Linked DNA regions of Homo sapiens: region 2 is linked to region 1. Evidence: chromatin loops called from intact Hi-C (ENCODE). Cell type or tissue: K562. All regions are shown on one strand. Links, peaks and the distances in the headings refer to the core of each region. The heading gives the core; the rest is flanking DNA. Region 1 overlaps ATOSA (atos homolog A). Region 2 has its middle 34 kb from the start of ATOSA.

What was found. Peaks named below come from ENCODE experiments on the same cell type or tissue, not always from the same donor. Only the 100,000 strongest peaks of a DNase experiment are listed, where the experiment ranks them.
Region 2: a loop joins it to region 1, with 4 times the contacts of the local background. A loop is called at or near these places in 3 of 110 quality-filtered maps.

What each region holds. Positions count from the first base shown.
Region 1 is chr15:52,644,930-52,657,361 of GRCh38, reverse strand. All of the region lies in intron 2 of ATOSA (atos homolog A), which reads left to right. Among named protein-coding and RNA genes, the nearest start is that of ATOSA, 28 kb to the left of the region's middle. In K562, for the core only: no CTCF peak of the experiment used is centred there; a DNase peak (open chromatin) is centred at 5,241; H3K4me3 peaks cover 674 bases.
Region 2 is chr15:52,707,258-52,719,689 of GRCh38, reverse strand. It overlaps a transcript of ATOSA not described here. Among named protein-coding and RNA genes, the nearest start is that of ATOSA, 34 kb to the right of the region's middle. In K562, for the core only: no CTCF peak of the experiment used is centred there; no DNase peak of the experiment used is centred there.

The DNA of each region.
Region 1 (12,432 bases), core at 3,847-6,346:
CTTAATGATTGAGTCTCCTTACACCTACACAAGATTGGCTAAATACACATACAACTGTGTCACTCTACCAGATTTCTGTTAACATTCTCCAGAATTTAAACTGCAGAATCAGTCATTTGTATGACTGTTTGTCTCTATTAGCAGAGGTAATGACATGTATCAGTGATAGGTAATTGTGGAAAAAAAAACAGCACTTGGAATTAAACCTAGAGTTGGTGATTCTTACAGGGTAACCCAACGGCTACCTTAATTTCTATGATTCAGTTTCTTCATCTACAAAATATTATTTCACAAAGTTGCAGTTGTCAAAGGGACAAGTAAATATGGGATCCATTGTCTTCATGGAAAAACTTTTCATAAAATGTTATTTTATTATAATAAAAAATGTGTGATTGGTTTTCAATTTCAGATTGAATCAAACATAGCATTCTTTGTAATAGCAGGAGATTAACAACATCCCAGAATATATCTTTAAAAGAAGTATGGATAAAGAAAAACCCGTATGCACCTCTGCACACATTTTATGTAATAGTGGTGATACTAATTTACAAAGACAAAGTATATAGGATATTAAAAGTGAATTCTTAATACCTGATCTTGATTCTTATTAAATCTGACTTATGTGTATACAAGATATTATTAGATGAAGTGTTTGTCCAGTAGCTTAGCTTATAAATAACCCCCATTCTAGCTCATTTTAAACAATGTAGTATGAATGATGCCAAAAACAGGCTAGAACATTTTCTTCTTTCCAAGATCTTAGATTTGGTAAACAAGCTACTGCTCCTGGAACTAATCTAGGTCATCATAACCCAAAATCTTTTGAAATATGAGAGTCCCAATTAAGTCTCTTAGGTACTTTTTAGCATTTTAATTTTAAGAATGTGTTTAACTCTTAAAACAGTATATTTTGGTTGCTGTTTGGCCATTTGGTTTATTTGTACCTTGTTATAATGAATGCAAGTCAGTGGGTAATCATTGCAGCAAATATGATTGCTAGGAATCTCATGTAAGTGGAAGTCAATATAATGTATGGCTTAATTTATCCCTGAACTGACCTAACATCACATTTTGTTTTTTAATAAAAACTGGTTTAATGATATGATAAATTTCTGTATTTTCCACAACTGTTAATAATGTTATATTTTAACTATTGCTTAGTCTTCATTACAAATTATTCAGCTGTTAAATGTGTTGTTCAATGTGACATTATTTAAAAACTTAAAAAAAAATCAGCTTCACAGAAATCTTTCTTTGATCAAGAGTTGTCTCATTCCCATTGTTATTAATACAGTATACAACTAATGTATGCTAATGTATTGCTGTTATTTGTGTGTGTGTGTGTGTATGTATGCAGACATATGGTCACATCATGTAGACCTGATGTCTGCAAAGGGAAAGAGGAAACTTCAAATTAAGAGCGGAGTACTGACCTAGGTGGTTTGTAGCACTTAGAGAAATGATTATTCCCACTTTTCAAATAAAGAAATAGATTCAGACAGGTTAAATAATTTGGTAACACATCCTATAAGTGGAAAGAGCTTGAATTTGTGGCTTTCCTCCTTTATGTCTTGCTGCTTTAAGGGGTCTTTCCAATCATGAGGTTGAATTTTGTACAAGCGTGTTTACACTACCATATCTGAACATTATCCCCTATCCCTCAAAGACTATTAGGAATAGAAATATCCTATATGTGTAGCACATTGCTACTTTGAAAATAATTTTATCCTGTCCTATTTTATCCTTACAACATACCAACATTGCAGACAAAGAATGAGGAATTTCAAAGAAGTGCTTAAGATCAAAAAGCTGATCAGAGCTAGGATTTGGGCCAGAACCCACATCGATGGTCCCTAGTTCAGTGTCCTTTTCGACCTCCTTTCACTTTCTCTGGATTAGGTGATCTGTGATCATGAAGTAGTGAAGTTTTACAGATTGAACCTTTTATCGTTGTCTTTGTGATCACACTACAGCTACAAAACAGCTATCTGTTTGCAGTCAAATCCTATTTTTCCATGTTACAAGCAGTGTATTAATGGTAATTTTGAGGTATAATGAGGCTGTCGTTGTGGTTATTGAATGACTAATACATGGGAAATGCTTATATGAGATTTCTGTATTTAAACTTTATTTTTGTGTAATGCCATATTTGCCTTACGGCAAATAGTAAGTAACATATGTAAGAAATTGTTAGGGAAAGGATACTAGTGGTTAAGGGCACATATATTAGATTTAGGAAGACATTATGTTTGAATCCTGGCTTTACCCACTTGGTTCTAGTTACTTGGGCAAGTAACAAGCCAGTTTTAATCTGTGGGGATAACAACTACCTGAGGATCAGAGAAGAGTACGTAAAGAGATTAGCATCATGCCTGGCCCATGGGCCAGTAGGTAGTGGCTATTTAATATATATATATGATACATATATTTAGTAATTATTTAATATGCGTATATGTGTAGTAGCCATTTGAACATTACCTTTGAGGGGTTCTTTTTTTCTATCTGCAATACTTTTTTTGTTTAGAAAGTCTCAAAGATAGCATGTTATCTCTTAAAGTATCTTACTATCGGTAGATCTCAATTATTTCTGCTAACAGAAAACATAGATGATCTGAAATAGTTATTTGAAATTTTCCCATTTTATATTTGGAAAACATAGTTTTGTTTTTAAAACTTTTGTAAAAGATCTACTATCCTATTTGTTTCCCTACAGGAGCATGGTATGTTTCCTGAACTGTCCATTTAGAGAACATACTTAACGACCATGCTAAGTGTGTTCCGGAGGAGCAGGGGAAGGAGGTTTGTTGTGATTGGGGATTGAGAACTGAGAATCTGGGACTAACACTTGTGTATAATTTCATGTTATTCAGATTCTTAGTTTGTAGTCTTGAGATTTACAAAGTAGATAATGCGCCATCATTTTATAGCATACTCATTATTTAGTTTTGTGTACCAAGATGAGCAAACTGGGGAAAAGCAAACTTTTTTCAAAAATGTATGAAGTGCTGTTCTGAAATTTATTGGAAAACTAGCAGCATAGAGGGGAGCATTTCACTAAATAAAATTCTGTCTCAGTTGGATTTAAGTTTTTAAGGTGGCACATCTATTTGGAGTGTCTTTTATCATTTATAATTACATGTTGTGACTAAATACATTTAATGTTTTTTCTGTAAATTCTCTTTTTATATGACATCAATAGATTTATATTATAGATATATCACTACCCTTTAATTTTAAAGTTTAAGGATTATAACTGAAAGGAACTATTCCAAAACAACCCTGGGATTATATATTATAGGAGATAGGAAAAGGTTAATTTTGAAATATAAATTTATTAATCCAAAAAATTTTTAAATTTGATTTCCTTTAACTTCTAGTTGTGACTTGTAAATTTTAGATCTAACTTCCTTATTTAAACAATGAAGATGGTCAAATAAGATGTTCTACTTGCACTAGTCACCTCCCATGATTGTGAAATCAAATCAAATATTGTATAAAAATATAAATGGGGCATGGTGCTAGGTAAACAATTAAGTAGACATAGTACCTACGTTTTAAGCACTTACAGTGTGTTGGAGGAGACTGTCATTAAACCAGTCATTTTGTAAACAGTCTTTCTACATTCTGTGCAGTAAGTGTTAACGAAAAAGTACAGTGGGCCTGTGACTAGTCTTGGATTAGGAAGTTGTACAGATGAGGAAACTGAAGCTCATAATGGTATAATAATCTTATATGTGGTCTCGCTGTTAGTAAATGGCAGATTCATGTTTTGAACACAGCTTGGCCTACCTCCAAATTCCTTACTGTCTCTACCATGCCATTCTTTCTCTGAGTCACCTACCTCAGGCTTATTGTGTTTCCAAGCACGTCTTGTTATTTCTCAGGGGGCTTAGCAGCTCTCCCTCTGGCTAAGTATGGAACCGGTGATCAGATTCTTTAATGAGATTTCTTTAAAGCAATAAGCCTCTTCCGGGTTGTATTTCTTCTGTACTATAGAACTCCAGGAATCCTAGAAGCTTCTTCAGGGGTAGAAATCTTGTGGATTCTGGGTCTGATATGAAATTGCATGCTATTTGTGGCTTCTCACTTAAAAATAGCCTCATAGTGCTCATGGGGCACTTTAGTAACTCCAACACTTCCATCAGACTCCACTCCCTAACCCCAAGACACTCAAGATAAACAAAGATCTGAGTAATAAACGGCATGCTTCTGCTGCGGCCTCAGCCTACTCCCACAAACCTTTCCTGTATGGAAATCCTAGAGCCACCACTGATAATGCATTTTATAGGAAGAATGCAAATAAAGAGTTCCATTGCTTTAAACGTTTGAACCACCATCCTAGTTGATGCGACGTTCAGGGGAAATATTTCTAAAATGAGAAATTTTTATAATTCATCACATCTGTTCATCCCCTACTACCTTCATTGATTCTCCCAAACAGCTTTGTAAGCTGGGGAGGGATTTTTGCTGTTAAAGTTTGTGGAGACAGTATGAACTGGTAAACTGAAGCCCAGTACTTGAAACCTGAAAAAAAGTCTATACTTCTATATCTCTGGGTAATTTTATGATAGCAAAAAGTAAATGAATTTAAGCTAAACGTCATTGTTCTATGTATCCAGAGACATTTTACCACAAATACCTAGTTAAATCTTGTATTGTCAGAGATTACTAAGTAACTGATAATTTTTCCTTTCTGAATCTTTTTCTAGTCAGTCTGGTAACCTGTTTCTTTAGTCCTCTTAAAAGGTACTGCATGCATTTGAGGAGAGACCATTTCAGGACCTATCCCATTTTAAATATGTAACAGGTTGTGCTTTTCTAGGAATTTGTGAAGTTTGTTGTAAAATACTTTATATAAAGTTCCAGGTATATGAAGGTTGACAATGCTTTATTCTGATTGTTGTAAATTTTTGTATTTATACATTTTCAGAGGGTTTCACTTGGTAGAACCTGATTTAATTTAGATGTGAAGTAACTGATTCCTTCCACAACCCTTCTTTGTCTTCAGTTTATGTGCATCACTAACTGAAATAAATTTTTGTCTTACGAATTTCTCTGTTTTAAAAGCAACTGAAGAAACACATTTCAGGGGCAAACGCTAGAATACTTTGCCATTATCAGTCTACTGTTCTTTCCTTTCAAGTTGCCTAAACACAGCTGAGTTTGTAAGACGAGCAAAGAAAACATGACAGTGCTGCCAAGTAGACAGGAAGCTGTAGTGGACCTAGCGAGCAGGGGAGGTTGAGCACACCCTCTGTCCAATCAGCTGTGAGTGCTGTTGCTATGTGCGCTCTTACTCTGCTGCCTTTGTGAAAAACCTTACACGGAGGGAAGCGGGATCAGCACCCAACGCTGAACATTTGTTTTAACCGCTGCAGACATCTGGATCCCTCAGTTACTGATAGTATAGCTATTGATAGCCAGAAGGCAACTTCCTTTATACAAGGATTCCAGTATGGTTTTCAGTGGAAACAAAGGGCTTCACAGAGAAGGTGTGTAGTGAAGTGTTTTTTAACGGCTTTATTTTTAAGCTTCCAATTTTCTGTAGCTGTTTACCAGTTGGCTGTGGTGCTTGCTTTGCATGGATTTTTAATAAATAGGTCTAGGAAAATTATCTCACTTTGAAAACCATTGAACTTAGAGAATTTTCTTTAGCTTCATATAGCCTGTTTTCTTTGAACAGCAGTACTGAAAAGATTATTAAAATGCTGAACTGAACAATGAGTAGGAAGAAAAGAAACCAAGTACAATGTGCTCACTTTAATGGGGAAAAAATGTGATAGAAATGAGAATACAGGGAAGAGAATGTGCATTAGCCAGAAGCATTAACTGTATGTGGGGGCAGGAGGTATTTTTTAAATTAAAGCTGTTAAGACAAATGTATTTTAAATAAGCTGCATATTTTTAATTGAATTCATGTTTCTGAATTTGACAAAGATTGTCAGAATTTAACTAAGTGAGATTTTTGACATAGTTTAAGGAATTGGTGTGCCAAAATCTTTTTATAAAGCATTTCTGAAAATCCTACCTCAAATTGTGCAATCTCTTAATTATTTAATCCATTGACTAGTTCTGTGCAGTTCAGATAAAGCATCATAATTCAACCGCAAAGTCAGTGTAGTGTTCTATTAAACATCCATATAGAAAACTGAAGGATAAGGGATTTTGAAGACAACATACAAGGTTAAACTAGTATTTTAAAATTGAAGTAGGCCTCCTAAATGTAATAATTGCATATCTGACTTAGTTAATACTTCAAATATAGTCAAATCTTATTAAACTGTACTAATATAATATATGTGATAATTGAACAGAGTGTAGGTTACCATTTGTTTATATAGGATCTGGAAAAATTGGTCTGTTCAACAGATTATAGGAAAGTTTTAAAGTGTTTTAATAAACAAAAGGTCTTTTTGTATCTTTCTCAAATACTGTGAAATTAAAGTTTACATATGTGATTTAGCTAATGGTTCTTTTAATTAAAGCAGAGCAGACTAATTAGCATATTGCCCATTTTACGAAGGATCCGTATTGAGCTAATAACCGGCTTTTCCTTTGCTTTTTCGTTTTACATGGCTAAGTGGCCTTTAGTTCACTCAGTGATGTATGTCTGATGAGTAAAGTCAGTATAAGCTCAGAGTTAATATTAGGGCTTTGTTATCTCTACAAACTATATAGTTTGGAATAGGATGGGTTTTGTTGTTGTTCTTTTCAAAAAATACCTGTCATTAGAAAGTCTTAACAGTGTTAGCATTTCTGGTAAGGAGAGATATTTCTTTTCTTTAAAGAGAACTCAAAATATTATCCCATGCTTTTGTGCCCTTTGCTGATCTTTGTAACAATACTATGTATATAACATTTGTATTAAAAAGATGTCTAATAATTGGTGAAAATTTACAAAATAGTCCTTAAAGATTAAAAAAATGTTTTACGTAGACCTACATGTGGCTGAAGTTTAAAAGACTGGCATTTCTTAGATTTTCAAGTTTGTAAGGTGCAGCCAAAAACTTGAATTTGATAGAAGTTATAAAAATTATAGCAAAATAAAGTTATATTATTTGGACTTGGTGGCCTCCACAATATAAAGCACTCACTTCAAGAAGAGCAGCTGTGTGTAGAAGGGGTAGGGGTATGAAAGGGAGTTTGGAGTGAGAGGCAGACACAGGCAGAGAGGACTCAAGTTTGTTAAATATGACTAACCACATGAAAGTCAATCTAGCAATTTTCATTTTTTAGCTGTAACTCTTATGAATTACTAATTTTATTTTCTAATTATAGAACCATAAAAACCAAAGTTTTGTTTAAATTGATTTGCTACCCATTTTATGTTGGTTTATTTCATAAAAATTAATAGAGCCTCCAAGAGAAAGGCTATTTCTCATTCATATGCTGCAAAAGATGGGGGAACATGAAATTGTAAGAAAGTTGAGTGTACTGCTGTGTCACACAGAGGCTTTGCCATTGTGTTCAGGAGGAATATTATTGGCAGAATTCCAGACATTATTGCTGGGCTTAGCACCTAAAAATGTTTTATATACTGGAGCATCTGAAAGTTCCTATTCAGTAGCAGAACTTCAGGGTAGTTGAGGTTTATAATCTAGTCAGTTATAATAACATTGCTAGCATATTTCAGTTTTTTGGATTTGTCTATTATTTGACAATATAATTTTTATTGTCTTTGTCTATGTCATATCTTTAAATTGGCTATTGTTTTGTGCTTATGGAAAAATACTTTAATTCTCAAAAACAGTGATTTCTTTTTTGTTTTTGCCTCTTTATAAGGAATAGCAAATAGAAGTGCTAGTATTTACTAGATGCAGTGATTGCTACAGTTGGTTTTAAGTAAAACAGATTGTTTTTGATTATTTTGAAATCAGGCAATAATATATAATGCTGTTTACAGTTCTTTAAAAAATATGTAACTTAAAAACTCAGATTGGGAAGGGGTAACAATCTGAGTTTTTCTTTTTCTCTAAGTGTTCTGTGAAAATCTTTTTTTAAGTCGTTCCTACTTCAGGTATTATCACAAATGTTTGATTTCTATATGTATGCCTTAAGTGATATATGACACATTTTTTTCCTTGACTCTTCCTTGCGGAAATTTCATTACTTGTTCATAGTTTGAATCTAAGAAATATTTGCTTTTCATAGTCAGCAGGGCCAAAACTTTGGTCTTGACAACTTTTTGTCAGGCATTTTCACATATCGACAGTGTTTTTGCATAAACTGTATTGCTTTTGCAAGTATATAGTAAATTTTTTTCTTAATCTTCAGATGTTATAGTATCAAAAATTCAAAGACCTAAGTTTTAAAAATGTAATTGTTTGCAGTATTACTTGAATCTATTATATAATCCTTTGTGATGAGGCTCAGTTATAAAAGTGACAGCATGAGGACTATTGAGAAACTGGAAATATCTTTCTGTTCTTTCTTCACTGGATTCCTCAGTTTTACTCACTGAAAGACTTCTGGACATCATAGGACTTGAAGAGAAGGTTTATAATAAGCCCAGGAACAGTAAAATTATAAATTTGAGGAAGTAGTCAAGATAGAGTATAAAAAGTAATCAGCCCCTAAGGCTCATACATGGATGGGCCTCAGATTTTGCTATAAGCTTCCTGTCATCTGTCATATGAGAGGGATGCTGTGTGAATCAGTTATGTATATTCCTGTTCTTTAACATTGCTAAATTTTTACCATTAAAATTTATGTTGGTTTCTGTTTTCTTAATATTTTGAAGGTGTTTTGTTTTTTGAGGTTCAAATTTTGGGTGGTGGGTACAAACATACAGTTAGAAGAAATCGTTCTGTCATTCAATAATATGATAGGAAATTATAGTTAATAATTATTGTATATTTCAAAATACCTAGAAGAGAAGAATTGTAATGTTCCCAGCACAAAGAAAATATAAATGTTTGTGGTGATGGATATTCCAGTTACCCTGATTTGATCATTACACATCATATACATGTGTTAAAATATCACATGTACCCCCAAAAATACATACAACTGTGGTATATCAATAAATAAAAAGGAAAAACAATTTTGGGTGGATTGCCTGTATAATTTATTATTTAGCTGTGTAATATTGGGCATAGTTTCACCTTCTGGGCCTTAGTATCCCCCTCGGTATCATGAGATTTTAGGATGATTGTGGGATTTAAATGAAAGAATGTGCGAAACTACTTAGATTCATTACTACTTATTAATTAGCTATTATAATAAAATGTGAGATTGTATTATAACTTTCCTTTAAAGTTATTCTACGTTAAAAACGTGAATATGTTGAGTTTTCTCAGTATTTTGAGAATTTTAAGCATAGTTTTTTAGACCTTTCCCTAAGATACACTTCTAGGTTTCTCAGTTTCCTAAGGTACTTCATTAACTGGAAAGCCATGGAGATATGGGGATTGGGGCAGAAAAAGAAGACAGGGTTCATGGGTAAGTGCATGGCTAAATATCTGAAGAAAGATAATAGTCAATAGTGGTAAGGAAAGAATGAGTAAAATGAGAAGAGACATAGAAGGCAAAAGAAACATTTGTTCTGTTTGTAGTGTTTTGATAACATATTCATACAGTTTGATTCTTGTAGTGTTATTGTTTCTGTTGTGTGTGTATGTACACTCGTGTGTACTGACACCCCCAGATTTCCCCCACCCCTTTGACCCCTGCAAATGCTGAGCTGATTGACTAGAGTTGCTAAATCCCTTGGTGATTTATTTACTGGGAAGTAACTTTATTCTGACTTTTCTTTTGAATTCCTCAGCTAGAACTGAGCTAAAGGTGACATTGTAATTGCCTTCCATATTAATGACAAGGGACAAGCCAGCTGCCTGGAAGGCAGAAATTAAATATCATCACAGATACGAGTGTAATTGTCTTGAAATATTAAAATTTAAGACTAAAAATCTAATGGTTTTGTGAAAACTCAAACTTCAAAGCCAAAATGCTCTTTTGTCATTTTCATAAGTACACAAAACTTCAGCTTCTTTCAACTGACCACAGTATTTTCATTGCTTTGAGCTGACATATGTTATTTTGGGAGAGAGGTTTAATCTGGTTTCCATTCTATTTTTCATATTTTGATCAAGGGTAAAATTTTTGTGATTTTTTTTTTTTTACATAAACTAATTTAGCCCTCCAATTTGCTGGAAGGTGCAGGTTAGCTTAATGAAAGAGAACACACAAATGTAAAACAAAACAAAAGTATTTTCCAAGTATACTCCATTTTATCACTGTCATTGAGTCCAGTAATATTAACCAATTAGCTTCTGCATTGGGCCCAGAGACTACTTACAGTTGACAAAAGGGGAGGAGAACCCTTTTAAAAATAGGTATCCTAATTTTAAATGACTACATTGCATTGGTGTATATGTTTTTGGGTAATGCATACTTACCTTAAATCGCTTCTCTCAAAAATATCCATGTAGAAACAGAATGATTGCTGTACGTCAGCATCTTCTACTGACCCTTTTGAGAATGTGCTGAATGCTATCAACCCCCTTGCTAGGGGGAAAAACACATCTATATTTATGTACACATAATTTTGTGGAAAATACCAAAGAGGATCATAAATTACCTTAGGTTAAGAACTTTTTTTAACATAATTTGTTTATAGTCAGAGTATGAAAGCATTAATATTTAAAAATTGAGGCTTAAAACAGACTGGATGCAACTTTCAGAATATGTATGCAAGCAAAGTGTCACATGGTTTTTTTCCCCCACTTCAAGGGATATGGTAAAATGTTCCCATATGTGCTCCATACATTAGTACCCTTGTAGATGGGTTTGCCCTGGACAGTACCCAGTATCCCTTTGTGGACTCCTACGTTCTAGATGGGCTTCAAATAGAAAACCTAGCACAAAAGGACCAGCCTGGAATGCGGTGTTCAGGTCTTCAGAACCTACAGGCCACATCTCTGAGTTGTAGACTGAGATTAGAGAAGACCTAATGACACCTCCTTTGGCCTTAGACTGCCACCCGGAATCTCTTCCAGAAATCATTCTGCACAAGAAATGACAGGTCCACTGCTATGAATGTCACCCAGTTCTATCTTTGTTCAAGAGAATCAAGCAGAACTGATCTGTGTGTGCCCAAGTTTCTCACCTCTTAATTAAAAAGACCTGTCTTCCGTCCACTTTTTATTTCTCCAGGAGTTTTAGATTTCACACATAGACGCATTCAGTGGGAAATAGGATGTTGAGAGTACTAGAAGTAGGGGTCATTCATATGGTTGGGAGAAGGATGTTGAAAGGACAGAATGTATTTTGGGAAACCAGCCTATGTTGTAACCATTTTCCCATGAGGTAAAAATGTAAGACTAAACTAGGTTAAGTTTAAGGATAATTTTGGAAAGTCATGTGCCATTTGTGTAGGATTAATGAAGCTGGGGGAAAAAAACAGCACTGGGATAGTGGATTGTTGCCTTTTTAACACAGAATATTCTTATGAGAGTACAGGTAAATCTAGAATTTGGTTTTGAGAGGCAGGAGTTTGTTTCCTTTTGTTACAATGTTTTCTCAGATCTTTGTCTCAGAGTTCTTTCTGTATGAGGTGTGGAGTGATAACACCATATAATCAGGAATATTCCCACAAAGAATAGTGAAAAGGACAATATTTTCTACTTGAGAGTCTTCAGGCCCTGAGACTATGATGAATTGTGTCTGATGGTTTACACAGAGCACAGAGAAATGAAATTGAATAGGATTAGTGCAGGTAAGACAGAAATGAATTGAGGAAACCAGTAAGTTTTCTCGATAACACTGACTAGTTCTAAGTCATACATTTTAGATATCATACCCACTGGGAGCTTTCTCTGATGTCCAAGATTGAGTTCCCTCCTAAATATTCCCATAGCACCTTGATCTACTCCTATTTTATTTATCTTTTAAAAAATTATTTATTTATTTATTTATTTGAGATGGAGTCTTGCTTTGTCGCCCAGGCTGGAGCGCAGTGGCATAGCGTGATCTTGGCTCACTTCAGCCTCCGCCTCCCAGGTTCAAGCAATCCTACCGCCTCAGCCTCCCAAGTAGCTGGGATTACAAGCATGTGCCTCCATGCCCAGCTAATTTTTGTATTTTTGGTAGAGATGGGGTTTCACCATGTTCGCCAGGCTGGCCTCGAACTCTTGACATCAAGTGATGTGCCTGCCTCGGCCTCCCAGAGTTCTGGGATTACAGGCATGAGCCACTGCGCCTGACCTCATTTATCACATTACCATGAATTAGGCTTATCTGTGTTCTCTCCATACGACTGCCCCCTACTAGAAGTTAGCAACAGTAGCTTATTCTCCCATTGCCTCTGGAGAAGAGCTGAATCTCAGACAGTTTTTAACACATAAATATCAAATACTTCTTTTTTCTACTCTTCTAGCCTTTCAAATTACTTAGAATTTAGTTTTCTTTGTATAGTTTGAGTTGCCCTCAGCT
Region 2 (12,432 bases), core at 3,387-5,886, 63 kb before region 1:
ATGTCTACTCACCAGTTCAAACGTCCAGACTATTAAAATACTTCTTTCTACTCCTTCTTCCGAGCACTGTCCCATTCTTCCAGGTGAGTGTATTCTTTTACTCAAGCTTTGGTTGTGTCCAGCCCAGAGCTTGGCAGATAGTACCCCATTGTTAGTACTAGTTGGATTGAACCATACTACAGGCATTATCTTCCATAAGCACTAGTGCTCCCCAATTCCTTTAAGTGACCAATGACCTCATTCTATGCCAATCAATGCTCATTTCTGTGTCTTCAACCTCCTTGACCTCTGCTGAATCTGTGCCTGGTCCTTACTCATTCTACGTTTCATAGAAGGCTGTATTGTCTCCATGGTGCTGGGAACAACTCTATCTATCTCTGATTCCCAGACAAATAGCTTCAGAATTCTGCCTAAAATGTAAACCAATGAGGTATTTATTCCTGTAGACTCACTGTTCTTTTAAAATACAAATGCATCTGGCAGGGCGCAGTGGCTCACGCCTATAATCCCAGCACTCTGGGAGGCCGAGGCAGGCGGATCACGAGGTCAGGAGATCCAGACCATCTTGGCTAACACGGTGAAACCGTGTCTCTTCTAAAAATACAAAAAATTAGCCAGGCATGGTGGCGGGTGGCTGTAGTCCCAGCTACTTGGGAGGCCGAGGCAGGAGAATGGCATGAACCCAGGCACAGAGCTTGCAGTGAGCCAAGATTGTGCCATTGCACCCCAGCCTGGGTGACAGAGCAAGACTCCATCTCACAAAAAAAAAAAAAAAAAACAAACAAAACAAAACAGAAATGCATCTGAGGTAGCTAAAGAGATCTAAGACTCACAATTCATTGTTAATTATTTCAATTAATTTATTTTTCTTCTACCATCTACCTATGAGCCACACTTGAAGGAATGAAGGAATGCCTGTTTTGACGAGTTTAGGTGGAAGCAAAGGTCATCTTGAAGATAAGGGAGGGTTTTGCTTAAATGAAGAGCAGAATGAGGACACCATTAAAACTCAACCTTGCCCTCAAACACATAGCCAGATACGCCCACTCCTCACCAAGGCTTTTCTCCTCCTGACTGACAGCCTCAGGAGGGAGACACCTTTTATTCTCAAGGACAGTTTCAAATAAAAATAAATATAAGTTACTTTCCTTTCTCCACATATGTCCTGTGCGGTTCTCAGGAGGGAATCCCTGGCTCCTTTCCGGGATTGATTTCAAGATTTCCAGTCGCAAGTGCTCAAACCACATTTTACATCTGCCTCCCCCAGCTCATCCACCAGTGAGCTGCAGGGAGTGGATATCAGCCAGAGCTACCCTGACTACAACTTGAGCTCATTTTGAAATCTAACTTCCAGAACCCACCTATTCTGGAATGTTCTGAGAGGATAACACTGAGCCACATGACAGCCGAGGGAATATTTCTCCCTTTCTTCTTGTGTTACATCATTAGGCCCTAAAATAGTGCCTTTTGTCCACACTTTGTCCTCTCAGAGAAGCAAGAAGGCAGCTTCCAGTTCTGCCCTGTAGGGAGTTGGGGGAGTGACCGATACAGTCAGTCAGATGCGAGTAAAGGTCAAGCTGCCTGCTCTCTCTCCCTAGCTGAGACCTGCCCGCATGCAGTCCTCTCTAATTTTGTTCCCTTGCATCCAGCAGAGCAGGATGAGGGCTCAGGGCCTACCTTCTGGAGGCTGATGTCCCGCGGCTCTCTTCTCTGTGTTTAACAGGGAATGAGAGCAGAGACTCCCTTCCCAGCATAGGCAGGTCAAGTGTGCTCTGAAGAGAACTCTCTCTATGCATAGGTAGAAATGATGGACCAAACTCGGTTGGTAGTAGCCCCTATCCAGGCCACGGTGGTAGCTGTGTTCCCTGGTCCAGCTTTACCATGAGTAAAGACGCATTTTGATTTCCATTACATTTGTATGCCTATTTTTCAACTGATTCAGAACCAGAAAAGAGGAAGCATATGATTGCCTGGTGTTCCTAAGATGTCAACAAAGATTGAGGGGAATGACTTAGCAAGGAATTCTACTCCCTTGCTTCTCCATGTCCTCTGAAGAAAGAGGAAGAATCTACTCTAATACGTTTTCTTTCTTTTTTTTTTTTTTTGAGACGGAGTCTCACTATACTCCCAGGCTGGAGTCCAGTCACACGACCCCAGCTCACTGCAACCTCCACCTCCTGCCTCAGCCTCCCAAGTACCTGGGATTACAGGCACCCGCCGCCACGCCTGTCTAATTTCTGTTTTTAGTAGAGATGGGGTTTTACCATGTTGGCCAGGCTGGTCTTGAACTCCTAACCTCAAGTGATCCACCCGCCTTGGCCTCCCAAAGTCCTGGAATTACAGGCGTGAGCCACTGTGCCTGGCCATACATTTCCTTAGTAGCCATATTGGGCCCACCTCTACCCCTAGCTTTTACCACCCCTGTTTGAGACCTTGGGTTTACCAAATGCATTCTGTGAACTGCAAAGCACATAAAGTTGGAGATGAAGATCTTGTCACCCATGGTTATGTCCTGCTTCAGTCCTTTTCAATGTCTCTTGGACTCTGATTTGGGATACATTGTGGATACCTGAGACATCTGGAATGCTCTAAGGGCCTTTAACCCAAGATGCACTTAATTCTGTGTGGTTTACCTGGCGTAGTTATCAATATTAAGAGAAAGAGTGAAACATTTTAAAAATCTCTACTAAGGAAAAACCATCTTGGGAATTCTGCAATTTATTATTTATTAATGGAAACTTTCATAAGACTAAATAAATGTTTTTATCTTTCAAGTAAGCATTTAATGGATTACTTTAAAAGAAAGACATGTTTTTATTTCTCATAAGTGAGTTTAGAACAATAACTCTAGATTTCAATTACATTCTCAGAGTTATCTGGCACAAACTGATGTCTCACAAAAGCAATGAAACAAACAAACAACAAAACCATGTTTTTCTGACTGGATTGTTGGCTAGCTGTCACGGCTATGTTCCAACCACAATAATTATAGTCCATCTACATATTTCTTTCCTATGATCCAGCTGGATTAGCCTGTAATAAAAAAAAAGCCATATCTTATACTTTTGAGGGCTCAGGCTTAGTAAAATCTCACCCCGTTATACTCTAAAAGTGGACTTTAAAAATTAGTGATTGACCAGGCACAGTGGCTCACGCCTATAATCCCTGCACTTTGGTAGGCTGAGGCAGGTGGATCCCTTGGGGTCAGGAGTTTGAGACCAGCCTGGCCAACATGGGGAAACCCCAACTCTACTAAAAATACAAAAGTTAGGTGGACATGGTGGTGTGCCCCTGTAATCCCAGCTGCTCAGGAGGCTGAGGCATGAGACTCGCTTAAACCTGGGAGGTGGAGGTTACGGTGAGCTGAGATCATGCCACTGCACTCCAGCCTGGGCGACAGAGTGAGACTGTTTCAAAAAATAATATAAAATGAAAAATAAAAATTAGTGATGAAGCAGTTTCAATAGCCCTATTTTGCAGCTGACTGAATTCTTAGCCATAAAGGCTACAGAATCAAGTTCATTTGTATGGCTTAAGGTGACAACATATTTAAATAGAAATCACACATTTTCCTAAAGTATGTTGCTGTATGATATTGCTGTAAATAAACATTTCCTTCTCTTTTATTTTTATTTATTTATTTTAGAAATGGAGTCTCATTATGTTGCTCAGGCTGGTCTCGAACTCCTGGCCTCAAAATATCCTCTGGCCTCAGCCTCCTAAAAAGCTGGGATTACAGGTGTGAGCCATGACACCTGGCCTGAATAAGCATTTCTAAGCAAAAATGTACTTATATTTCATGCATGAAGAAAATGCTTAAACATATGCACTATTGTGAAAACACATGAATGGGTAACAATTCTGTTTAAAACTATTTGGAAAAGAGTGTTGCTCAGTCAGGGAAATATCGTAATGCTAACAGAAACCTTAGAAGATTTTCCTGTTAGAGGATTTCCCCCAGCCCCACCGACAACCCAGGATTGAAAGTTTGGTGTCTTCTGTTACCTCCTTCCTTTTTTGTTCTCCCATGGCTTGGTAGTTTCTAAGTACCATGAAGTCCCTATGTGACCTTCCCTATTGCTGACCCCTTTTCCTTCTTTCGTCACAGCCCTGTCACCATTCACTGGGACTTTTGCAGGAGGCCGTCCCCTTCTTAGACCCAGGCAAGAGGAGCCCCTGTCCTGGCCATCCTCTGGCATTGCCTCTCTTGGCAAAGCGAGGATACTGCAGAGCTAAGGGACATGCCACTTCTAGTCTAAGCACCCATTTCTGGACCATGACTGGAACATCATTGTTTGGACTCTGTAATTCCTTGTCCAAACAGTCCTGAGCCTGCTTCCAGAGGCTATGCAGGCTCTTTCCTGGGGTCCAGCCTTCTGGCAATGAATGTTGCAAGTCCTTAGGTCTAAAGGGTAGCCTGGGGTGGCTGTTTGAAGGGGATGTGGTTATGCAGTTTGGATGTAGGAGTTCACCTCCCACATACGAGAGAGGCCTTCATGGTGCTACATGGTGTCCAGGGAAGAAGAGGAAGTGGGCTATGGGCACGGTGCCAGGGTCTTGGAGCCAGGGTCAGCTCTCTCTGTGATGCTACATTTTGTGTAGGAGTCTAAGAATTTTTCATTCAAACGCAGAAAGCTGGGCTCTGCATGCACCTGTAGTCCCTGATAGCTGGCAACCACTCCCAATGTATGAAATATAAGAACACTTTTGCTTAGAAATGCTTATTCAGCCCAGGTGAAGTGGCTCACACCTGTAATCCCAGCACTTTGGGAAGCCAAGGTAGGTGGATCACTTGAGGTCAGGAGTTCGAGACCAGCCTGGCCAACATGGTGAAACCCCCATCTCTACAAAAAAAAATAAAAATAAAAATTAGCTAGGTGTGGTGGTGCACGCCTGTAATCCCAGGTACTTGGGAGGCTGAGGCAGGAGAATCATTTTAACCTGGGAGGCCGAGGTTGCAGTGAGCAGAGATCATACCACTATACTCCAGCCTAGGCGACAGAGCAAGTCTCTATCACCAAAAAAAAAAAAGAATAGAACATATATTTTTTAACACTTGGTAAGCCCTATTTACAACTTTTAAATATGTAGACATAGGGTGTGTGAGCCTCAGTATTCTTGCCCTGAGCCCTATATATCATAGTCATCAGCCTGCCTAATAGGTCTCCCAATACCCAGAATTTTTTAAGACAAACATTAGATTTTCCAACTCCTAAGTGCAATGAGAGGGCATCTGTCATCATATCTTAGGTTTTTTTTTGTTTTGTTTTTGGGTTCGTTTTGTTTTTTGTTTTTTGTTTTTTTTTTGAGACGGAGTCTTGCTCTGTTGCCCAGGCTGGAGTACAGTGGTGTGATCTCGGTTCACTGCAAGCTCCACTTCCTGGGTTCATGCCATTCTCCTGCCTCAGCCTCCTGAGTAGCTGGGACTACAGGCACCCACCACCACATTCAGCTAATTTTTTGTATTTTTTTTTTTTTTTTTTTTTAGTACAGACGGGATTTCACCGTGTTAGCCAGGATGGTCTTGATCTCCTGACCTCGTGATCCGCCCACCTCGGCCTCCCAAAGTGATGGGATTACAGGTGTGAGCCACCACACCCAGCTGTATCTTAGGTTTTATCTTTAAAAATCTTTGGAAATGTGCTTTGAGGTTTTGTCCTCAATGATTCATTTTGATAAAACAGGTAAAAAGGAGAGGTAAAAAAGACAGTGGCTGGTTTAAATGACTAATTACACTGGGGAGTCCATCAACATCTCAAGCCAATCAAATTACTAAGGAGCCCAGAGTCACGATTCTATGGGCTGAGAGGGCTGCATATTAGCGGAGAGCAATCAATTGCCTATATTTGCATAATGCTCCACACAAAGTTCCTTCAAAGTGCTTCCAAAAACATTACCTCATTTGACCCTCACAACTATGCCATAAAGCAGCGAGGGTACAATATCACTCTCATTTTATATATGAGAAAGCAGAGGCTTGGAGGAGGTGAGTGGGTTAGTAAGTTGCCTAAAAATACACAGCTAATAAATGGAAAAGAGTCTCATAAGGCCTGATTCCAAATTCTTGTTCCTAAGGGACACAGGATCCAGACTTATTCTAAGATATACAAATGCACTTCTTAATATTTGGAAAAGCTACCTTAGGAAAGTACATGTGGCTTCCAGTTCTGATTTGGCGTTGACCAGTGCTTCTTGGGGAACTCGTCCAACAGAGATTAAGCCTCAGTTTCCATCTTTAAGATAAAGGAGTTAAAGTAGATAATCTCTAAGGTTTCCTTCAGCTCTGTGGTTCTTTTACAGTCTATACCCCAGATTGATTTTCACATTTGTGAAAGCAGCCTTGAAACCCAGGCAACACAGTCATGTTATATTAATGAGCTTTTATCAAATGGCCCCAGGTGTCCTCCATCCCAAGTTAATCAGATTAACTGGCACCAGTTTAATCAGAAGTTAAAAATGAATGCTGGGGACAAAATGGCGACCCAATGGTGTTTTGTTGTTGTTTTCATTGCTATTTCCAAACATGTTTTAAGGACAAGACCACAGGGCAGTATTTTCCACAGTATACTAGTTCCAAGAGATATTAATAGGATCTCCTTGAAAAAGGAGTTTTTTGGTCACTAGGTTAACAATGTCAAACAAGTTTCTTTTGTGGAGATCCTTTAATATTCATATGAATTGATAATTATTAATTTCTGGGAGGATAATGTCCCATCTCCAGGAACTAGTGCTTCTCAGAACACAGTTTTAGGAAACACCATTATAAAGCATTTTAGCTCCACTGATCGTTGCTAGTATCTCAGAGTTTATCCCAAAAGAAAAGTGTAGCTTGTGAAGATGGCTGTGTGTACTAAATGTGATATAAGGATGATGAGGTTATTTGTTCGTCTTCAATAAAAATTCAAGAAGGTACCTGTCTACATGGAAGTTCTTCTTCAAATTCTTCCCTGGAAGATGATATACGTTATACAACGCCCTCTCAAATCAACCATGGTGATTGGTAGAATGATGCAGGTTGTTTGAAAAGTTCTAGAAGTGCTCTTTCAAAAATACATTCTGGACTGAATGTGATCCACAGAAGAAAATGCTCTTATTATTTAATGGTCATACTCCTCAATTTTTAATCAAAACAGCTTCACTCACATTATTCATCAAGCTTAACTCCTAATGACTTTTAGCTATTTTTGAAAGTCAAATCTATTACTGTGGCAAATTGTATTTTCCAAGTGCCTTAAATAATTCCATCCCACATTCTCTTCTTACCATGAGAACTTGAGCCAGATCATAAAAATGCCACGCACTTCTGCCTTGCTGTCTTGAAATACTTGCTCTTGGAACCCAGATATCATGCTATAAGGAAGCCCAAACTAGCCTGTGCATCTCCCACACTGAGACACCATGTGAAGGTGTGCCTAGGCCAGTAGTCCACATAAACTACCAGACATCTGAGTGAGGATGTCTCCATCTGATTCTAACCTTCAGCCACTGAGTCACCCCTGCCTTCTTCCCAGTTGAGGACCCAGACATCACAGAGCAGACTCAAGCTGTACCCTCTCTAACCTGTCAGAATTCCTAACCCACAGAACCTTTGAACAGAGTAAAATGATTATTTTATGCCCTTAAGTTTTGGAGTGGTTTGTTAGGCAGCAATAATAACTAAACAACCAGCAAAGGGTAAAATTTGCCCTTTTGGTTGCAGTGAGCTGAGTTCGCACCACTGTACTCTAGCCTAGGTGACAGAGTGAGACCTGTCTTTAAAAAAAAAAAAAATTGCTCCTGTTGAGGAAATTCAAAAGAATGTTCCCCAAAAGTTTTATTTTATGAATCTTTAGGATTTGAGAGTGATAATACTAGAATCTTAGACCTCTGTGTATTAAAGTTTTCTGGGTTGGTACCCTAGTTACCAGCATTTTAACATCTGAATTTTTCCAGGAGATACAGGACCTGAATAATACTTCATTATTTTAGCGAAAAATTTCCAGGTATTTCAGAATCCTAAAACTCTCAGGATGTCAAAAACAATGTCTAAAAGCAAGGTCCACAAAATCAAATGCCTTCAGGGGCCAGGCAGGTAATAAAAATGAGTCAAGTAGAGATTTGGGGTCCTGGAGGAAACTGGAGGATTCCAACAAGATTATTGAAGTGAATTCTCCCAGAGGGAAATGACCTGGTCTCAATTCTCCTCTGAATCATTAAAAGAAGCCCCATTGGCCTATTACATGCCTAGCCTCATGGCAGATCTCTTTTACAAGCTCCAAAAAACTCTGAGAGCCCTAGGACATCCCTAGAATTTGTATTCTTTGAACGTTGAAAAGAGGATTCAAAGGTTATTCTCCAGTGAAACACAATGGGCCTGATAAATATGCTGGTGCTACAGGGCAGTCTTGATTATACCCCTCTGCAGAAAGTGAGTCTGAGAGCTATGAATGGGGACTTTGCTTCATGGGATCCCATCATGTTTCCAGGAATAAAATCCCTTCATCAATTCATAGGCGTGGCTCAGATTCCTAAGAATTCTAGGCTCTATGACTGGGTGCTCACCCCCTACTAACACTTCTGGTATATGCATTCATTTCAATCTGTGAACAAACATGTGGTTTCTTCTTTGTTTATTTCTTTTAAAACATAATTTCAATTGATTATTAATGTAATGGTCCTCTTCCCTTTAGATGAGAAGCCTCCTTGGGGGAGCTCTTGCTTGTCTTGTTGTATCTCCAGGACTCAGTCAGTGCCTGGCACACACCAAGTATGCAATAACATTTAGTCAGTGAATGAATGGTGTCCATTCATTTAGTCACTACACACACAGGAAACACCTACTATGTTTCAGGTACTGATTCTAGAAGTGTGGATAATGTCATGAGCAATACAGACCCAACTCATGGCACTTACAATTTAGTGGAGAGAGGGTAATGGAGACCAAGTAAATAAAAACACTCAATAATTTCAGGTAGTGTTAATAGCTATGAAGAAAACCAAACTGTGTACTGTGATAGAGGGGAGAGTCAGGGGAAACCTTAGAAGGACTGTGACCCTGTGAGCTGAATGAGAAGGAGCCAGATATTTAAGTAAAGAAGCAGGGAGGGAAGTGAGACAAATGTTCCAGTAGCAGGAATAGCCAGTGCAAAGGCCCTGAGGCAGATCTCATTTGGCTTATTTAAGCTATATGACACATCAAGAAGACAGTGTGCCAGGAGCATAATGAAAGAGGGTCACATGGTAGGGGAGGAAGCTGAGAGGTTGGCAGAGACAGAGCAGGGAGGGCCTTGTAGCGAGGAAAGAGACTGGATTCCAGGAGGTGCACAGCAGCAGACTGTAGTAAGAGTCCAAGGAGCTGGTAGGCCCCAGCCTATGTTTCAGGGACCTAAAATCACATAAATACACAAACAACAGGAACAGAAACTTGACTGCTTACAGCTGCCTTCTTCCAGGTGCTAACTCTCACACCCACCCACCAGGCCTTAAAACTTTGGGACACCTGACCTTCCTCTGCCTTCCTTTGGGATCAGCTGCCAGCAATACAGCCCAGCAGGGACTGGTCAGCATCTCACTTGCTCTAGACATTTGTGGTTCTGAGTTCTTGCAGGTCAGAGATCAACTCATCAACACAAATGTCAGGGTATTAGGTTCAACATAATTATAACCATAAAAAAGCATACTGAGAGGAATCAGCCTGCAGTATTGGGAACTAGGCCTTAACAGCAAGATGACTTTGAGTTAGCCAGGCTCCAACAGTCTAAGGCCTGCCTCCTTCAACAAGCCTGGGCTCCCTGATGGGCAAGTCTCTCTAATTAGCTTGCCTCAGGGCTCCTCCCTCCCCCAGACTCCGCCCTCTACCTTGCTCTATTTACAGTAGGCACAGCGAACAGAGTCTACTGCTGCTGCCGCTGCCTGTAGACTTTCAGATCATCTCCCTCTTCTGTGTCAGGGAATGCTCCTGGCTGGTGCGGACACAACCCAATAGGTATGTGTCCAGAGAAAAGGGGGAGTGGGAAGGGGTGATGGCACTAAGGAGATAAGAGATGGGAAGTGATGTGTGGTGACGAGTGAGGAGGGCAAAGGGGCTAGCAAGTGCAGGGGGTGGGAGAGCGATCTGGAGTATTCAAGGGGCATGAAGTGGAAGCTGCGTGCAGTCTTGGGAACATACAAGTGAAAGGGACTTGTATGCATTTTACGTTAAAAGGTCAGTGTGAAAAATACTCTGCACCTTGTAGTTTTTAAACCAGTAGTGTGGTCCTTTAAGAGAGATGGTAGAATTAGAGCTTTGGGGTAAAGTTCAGCAGATATGAGAAACATTTATGTAAACTTCTCATTCAGCAGTAAGCACTCTACTACATTAAAGCCAATGATTTTGCAATGATAGGTGACAGCAAAAGCCAATGATTTTGCAATGATAGGTGACATGCAGGTTAATAAACATTAGGAAAGAGGCTCTGGGCCAGTTTCCACGACAAATGTAAAACTTCAAAATGATCAATCGTGGGTTTTGGGAGGTGAAAAGGAATGTACCCATCTTCTAATAAAGAGGGGGCAAAACTGACCCACTTGCCTGGATGTGCTTTGTTTGGTCTGCCTAGGTTCATCTTTCTTTTTTGTTTTCTTTCTTTTTTCTGTTTTTTAACACGAAGACTTGCAGACAGGGAGTACTCTCCCATACTCTCCATGGGTCCAGTCCTTACCACCCCTTCATCATTCACCTCTACATCAGCCAGCTTCTCTGAATTGTGTTACCTGACTGGGCTCTGGAGGCATTTGGGTTTGTGATTTCCGGTTAAGTCAGAAACTTCATCCTACCAGTGAGGAAGAGAGATGATTCCCACAGTGTGCTAGTAAAGCAACTAGCAATAAACCTTATCCTACCAGGGAGGAAGGGAGGTAGCCTCCACAATATGTTAGTAAAACAATTAGCTATCTGTAAACAACTGGATAATATTATGAGTGACTTAAGCGTTTTGGTAAGAAGCTCTGAGGAGAATTTGTTTTTGACCAACTGGAACAGAAAAAAAAAAAGTACCCAATTTTAAAGGGATGCTGGGTTATTTATTTTCCCAGTGTGGTTTAGCAGAAACTATTTCTTCAGTCCCAACAGTTTTGCAAGGTAGATTTTACAAATGCAGCTATTCTCACTTTTCAGATTGAAAAACAAGGCAATAGAGAGTGCCTTAATTCAGTAATCATACCTTGATTCAAAAACCACCCCCCACACCTTGAACTCCATTATAAAGTCAGTCTGATAAGCAAATGCATCTTCATAAATCACACAAGCAGGAGAGTTTGTGTCCTGCAGTTTAATCACGATGATCCCATCAAGCATTTAGGTGCCCTAGGAATCCTAGGGTTGGGAGTGGGAATCCAGAAGCAGCCTTGACACTGGGGCTAGATCCAAAAGTGCTTTTGGAACCTGAAGGAAAGTCCCTCTCCTCTTCTGCCTCCGTTTTCTGCTGTGAGAGAGGAGAGTGGCTCTGGAAGGAGTAAGCTGTCTGGTTGTGGAATCAGTCTCCCAAGATGCTGAAAGTGTGGTTGAACCCAGCCTTGCCCAACCTCCTTCCCTTCATTTTGTTCATTTTTCATTTTGTCCTATTTACTACAGTTCTAATTTAATATTCAGTGCAGTTTTCCCCGGGTAACTTTACTCTCCTTTCCTGAAGTCCCGGAAAACCATCTCCAAGCCTCCTGAGGTTTCAGCCTCTGGTAATAAGGTTTCTATGACAGGAATGGTGTGGATTTGAGACTGGGATTTTCCTGGCTATCCAAAGCAAAATGGCATTCAGGGGCTCACGTAGGAAAGGCAAATGAATTTAACAATACCATTTTGTATCTTTGAGCATTTCTCATTCTTACAAACATACTTTTATTAAACTTTTGCTTTATCATACTCTCTCCCTCTCTCTTCTTCCTTCTCTCCCCTTTTCCACGATTTGACTTTTTTTCTGAATCATTCGGGAGTATGTGGCAAATATCATGTTCCTTCAGTGTATATTTTCTAAGACCAAGGATATTCTTTCATGTAACCACAAAATAGTAAATTTCAGAAATTTAATATTGATCTATTATTTTTATCTAACCTACTGTCTATATTTCAATTTCACTTGTCCGAACAGTAATACTTTTCTCCCACCAACATAGGATTGAATCATGCCTCTTTCACTTCCTTTAATCTGGAATAATTCCTCAGTCTGTCTTTGTCTTTTATGGCAATGACATTTTTGAAGAATGTAGGCCGATCATTTTATGTTCTTGACGGGTTTATCTGCTGTGCATCCCCAGCTGGATTTTTTCATAGGTGATTTTGTGCCCTTCTCAGAATATCATTTCTGGAGACGTGTGATATCTGTCTCTATTGAGTGGTGTTAATTTTAATTATCTATTTGCTGCCTATTTTTTCCACTGTGTATTTACTACTTGTTCCTTTGCAATCAATAAACAATTTGC